Linked DNA regions of Homo sapiens: region 2 is linked to region 1. Evidence: read pairs that join two places in POLR2A ChIA-PET (ENCODE). Cell type or tissue: PC-3. All regions are shown on one strand.

Region 1 (2,500 bases):
TCTTGAAGACAATGGCAAAGCTCATGGGAGGAAGTGGGGGATAAGCAAAAAGACAAGTGGGCACAGGACTCTAGTCAAGGCGTTTTCACTTTCCATTTGCCTATTTCATAGAGAAAGGCTTTTAACTGCCTTCTATCTAAATTGAATAAAAAGAAAGTGACAAACTTAAAAGGAAATAAGAAATGGACAAGATGATATATACTATGTAATTAAGAAGAGGGTAAGTTTATAATTATCCATTTGCTTATTTATTTTTCATCACTATTTTTTAAGACAGGGGTCTTGCTGTGTTGCCTGGGCTGGTCTTGAACTCCTGTGCTCAAGCCATCCTTCTGCCTCAGCCTCACAAGCTCGTTCACTTATTCATTCAACAGATGGTAAACAGACCAAATTCCCACCTCATTGAGCATACATTTTAGTCCTCTCCATATACAGTCATCCCTTGGTATCTCAAAGGGATTGGTTCCAAGATACCCTATCCCCACCTCTGCCACCCTCACCCCCCAGCAGATACTAAAGTGCTCAAGTCCCATAGCCGGCCCTGTAGAACCCAATGATAGGAAAAGTTGGCCCCCCATATATGTGGGTTCTGTATCCCGTGAATACTATATTTTCAATCCATGGCTGGTTGACTCTGTGGATGCAAAACCAGTGGAGACAGAGAGCCAATTGTATACCAAGACAGTCCTTGCTAAATTTCATTAAAACTGTTTGGTTTTACCAGGACCCACTGCTGTACAGGGCATGCCAAGAGATAGACTCTCTTTCTAATCCAGGGCTGTTTTCTGAAGCGCAAACAAGTGTGAATCAGCTACAGTTTGGACAGGTTGGCTAATACTCATGCAAATAAAGCTGGAAGGGCATTTCAGAAAAACAATGCCATCACTCAGTTGGAATTTCACCAGGCTTCCAGACTTAGTCTCTGAAAGAATTAGTGTTTTCTAATAATCCACCTGACAGATTATGTTCAGAATGTGATTTTCTGATTAAGGCACTAAGCACAAAACTACTTCTGGACTAAGCAGCCGCCAGACACTGCAAAATCAATGCAAGTTCCCCCAGGTGTTTGCTGCGGAAGCTGAAAGGGGCAAAGGGATGTGGCCATATCCTTTCTGGCCAAGTTTCAGGATACATAGATTTAAAGGACAGAACTGTAACCAGGATTTGGCCACCTCGGGAAGGAACGTGATGTTTGGACAACATCCTTCCCAGACTGAAAGCTGCTCAGACATGGATCGTCATTCCAGGCATTTGGCATGCTGGTTTGCACTAGCAGCCAAGTGCATAATTGCCAGGAAGTGGCCAAATCCACAGAGACACCACTCACTCCTGAATGCTGAAAAATGTTTGTAATATACGGTAATAAATGCAAGCCTGACTCACTTAATCAGATTTGAATCCCGGACTGGGGATTTCTGCACAAGAGGGAGATGTTTACTGAAATCCTGCTTTTCTCGGCTGCCATCTCCCATTCCAGGAAGAACAGAACTACTGGATGGCCTTGCCATTTCTGTTTTATATTTTTGGTCATTAATATGGATTCTTATAAGACATGGGTTCTCAACTCATTCTGAATGTACTTCAGTATGAAGTGATTAAAATAAGGCTCTTTCTCCTTATTTTAGATTATATTTAAGCAGAACTAAGTGCTGGGCACAGTGGCTCACGCCTGTAAATGCAGGCCTTTAGGAGGCCAAAGCGGGCAGATTGCCTGAGCCCAGAAGTTCAAGACCAGCCTGGGCAACATGGTGAAACCTTGTCTCTACAAAAAACACCAAAAAAAAGAAATTAGCTGTGCGTAGTGGCACGTGCCTGTGTCCCACCTACTCGGAAGACTGAGGTGGGAGGATCGCTTGAGATTGGGAGGTTGAAGCTGCAGTCAGTCATGATTGTGCCACTGCACTCCAGCCTGGATGACAGAGCAAGACCCTGTCTCAAAAAATAAATAATAAAATAAGATAAAATGAACTAAGTATTCCTGAAAGATAGAGATTTAAGAGTATCACGCCATTCTCCATTCCTGGCAAATTTAACTACCCAATCTCATCTCATTACCAAAACCAACAAGATGAGATGGGGAAAAGATGCCAGTTACACTCTCCTGTGAGAGTTGTCTGATTCAAGACCTGTCTGGGCTTGGAGCAGTTGGGTAGGTGAATAGCCCAGCTTCCGAAGCTGGCTGAACTTTCCCCTAAAATTAAGTTGGGAATCATGTTGGTTCCAAGCTGATTATCCCAGCATCCTTGACATACAGCCTTAGTTCCTCAAGTTCAGAAATCTGACTTCCCCAAAGATTAACCCAGCCCCAGTCAACTGATTGATACCAAACTCAGCAGGAAATCCTCTGAGTTCAGAAGTCAGTTCATCCATTTTCAAGTGGCAATTTCATTCTACCTGCCACAGATGAGGGAATTATCATTCAGGTTAAGTATCTCGGTGATTTATCCAAGGACACGTGGCTAATTGCTGAAATAGGACTTGAATCCGGTCTTTTGAGTTC
Region 2 (2,500 bases), 82 kb after region 1:
AATACAAAGCATCTAGTCTAAGAAAAACTTCAGATACACAGAAAAAGTTCAGATACACATCTGAGAAATTTTCCAGCACCCTCCCCAACCCCCAACTAGATAAAGCTGGTATTGAGGAAGGGAAGGGGGAGGCGCTGAGCAGTTAGGAGAACGTGACCTCAAGAAACTTGCAAGGCTCTAAGGAAACAAGCACCACCTTGCCAAACTCCAGGGAGTTGCTTGGCAGCTCAGCTCGGGGTTTCTGCCAATTGACAGCAAGCCATACTTCACCACTGATCATCCAGGTGGGAGTGAGGCTTGGCACTCTGCCCAGCACTCCTCCAGTGCCAAGGGCAGGGCAGGTGGGGGCGTAGGATGCTCAGAGACATGGTGGTAACATAAAAGGGAAAGCTCTGCATTGGTGTAAATTTATCCTCAACCAACTAACTAGTGAGGACTCCCACAAAGGGAGAATAATAGGAGAACATCTCATCCCAGTTACAAATGCCATATGCAATCCACTATGCTTTCGGATGATCTGGGCCCTTGCCTTGAATAATGAGGCACTTCCAAGAGGAAAGAACCCTGGGCACAGAAGACTATAGGTCATCAGTCCCCAGTCTTCCAGAAGATGTTTGTGTAATTGGGGAAGAAGCAATTTCACCTGGTAATTAGTGGTGGTTGTGGGTGGGCTATGGATCTAGACATGTGACTCAGACATAAGACTTGGAAAGAATAGTTATGAAGCTGGGGAAAATGGGATGCGTAACCGAAAGTGTTGGTTGCTCCCAAACCCACTCCCACTTCTTTCTTGTTGGCAGAGCTCAGAGTTTGTTCAAGGCTTTATGCCCCCTATGCCACATACTCAGAAGAGAAGCCTTTCCCAGGATTCTCTTTTTTTTTTTTTTTTTTTTGAGAAAAGGTAGCTCTGCCCCTCCAGAACAATGTGTGATTCTCAGTTATTTTCTGTATGTGGCAGAGCTGACAATGTGTTCATGTTTTTTTCTGCTCACTATGTACCTTTCCAAAACCTTGGGTTACGGCAGCATGCAAGTAGAGAGCTTCAGGCTGCCCAGCAGGATGTAGTTTCTCAATATTGGTGGCTGTGTCATCCATTCTGCCCTTTGCACTGGGAGTGCCTGTTACACAACCATGATGAAGGGAGTTAATGTACAGAAATGACTTAACAATTTCATATGTGCAAAAAAAGTCACTTTGTTTTGTTTTGTTTTTGTTTTTGGAGACAGTCTCGCTCTATTCCCCAGGCTGGAGTGCAGTGGCACGATCTCTGCTCACTGCAACCTCCGCCTCCCACGTTCAAGCAATTCTCCCGCCTCAGCCTCCTGAGTAGCTGGGATTTCAGGCACCCGCCACCATGCCCGGTTAATTTATTTATTTATTTATTTACTGAGACGGAGTCTCACTCTGTCCCCCAGGCTGGAGTACAGTGGTGTGATCTTGGCTCACTGCAACCTCCGCCTCCCAGGTTCAAGCAATTCTCCTGCCTCGGCCTCCCGAGTAGCTGGGATTACAGGTGCATGGCATCAGGCCTGGCTAATTTTATTGTATTTTTAGTAGAGACAGGGTTTCACCATGCTGGCTAGGCTGGTCTTGAACTCCTGACCTCAGGTGATCCACCTGCCTCAGCCTCCTGAAGTGCTGGGATTACAGGCGTGAGCCACCACGCCAGGGCTATTGTTCTTAATTTGTATGTGTCTTTCATAAGCCGCATAGTTTAAAGATGGTGAAATGCACAGATCTTAAGTGTATAATTCAAGGAGTTTCAATACACATATACACCTACGTAACCTCCCTCCTAAAGACAGAGAACATTTCCATCACCCCACAAAGTTCTCTCATGACCTACCCCCTAGGCAACAATTGTTCTGCTTTCTAGTACCATGGATGAGTTTTACGGGTCCTTCAACTTCACTAAATGGAATCATATGATATGTATTCTTGGTGTCTGCTTTGTTTTGGCTCAGCATAATCTTTTGGGGTTTTCTCTTCAAAATTCATCCATATTGCTGCATGTATCAGCAGTTCATTCACTTTTTAAAAATCAACTTTATTAAGGTATAATTTACAGAAAATAATATTTACCCATTTTAAGGGCACAGTCAATGAGTGTATGGAAAATTATACACTCACCCACCCACAATCAAAATGTTCAACATTTACAATACCCAAAAAATTTCCACCATGGTGCTTCCTAACCCACAGCCAAGGCAACCACTCATCTGCTTTCTGGCATTATAGATTAGATTGGTCTTTTCTAGACCATCATATCATTGAAATTATATAGTATGTACTCTTGTCTGGCTTCTTTCATTCAGCATATTTCTGAAATTCACCCATCTTGTGTTTTCACAGGGTTTTTTTTCATTGCTCTGTAACATTCCACTGTATGAATATATCACAATTTGTTTATCTGTTCTCCTATTTATGGACATCTGGGCTATTTTTAATCTGGAGCTATTATAGACAAATCTGTAACATACATTCTTGTACATGTCTTTTT

The links. ChIA-PET counts read pairs that join two places held together with the same protein. Peaks named below come from ENCODE experiments on the same cell type or tissue, not always from the same donor. Only the 100,000 strongest peaks of a DNase experiment are listed, where the experiment ranks them.
Region 2: POLR2A ChIA-PET joins it to region 1 with 16 read pairs; 9 of 35 experiments call an interaction of 5 or more read pairs at or near these places.

What each region holds. Positions count from the first base shown.
Region 1 is chr14:54,363,929-54,366,428 of GRCh38, forward strand. No RefSeq gene overlaps it. Among named protein-coding and RNA genes, the nearest start is that of CDKN3, 32 kb to the right of the region's middle. In PC-3, no CTCF peak of the experiment used is centred here; DNase peaks (open chromatin) are centred at 833 and 1,293; H3K4me3 peaks cover 1,359 bases; H3K27ac peaks cover 2,500 bases.
Region 2 is chr14:54,446,300-54,448,799 of GRCh38, forward strand. No RefSeq gene overlaps it. Among named protein-coding and RNA genes, the nearest start is that of CNIH1, 6.2 kb to the left of the region's middle. In PC-3, no CTCF peak of the experiment used is centred here; DNase peaks (open chromatin) are centred at 222 and 1,092; H3K27ac peaks cover 1,531 bases.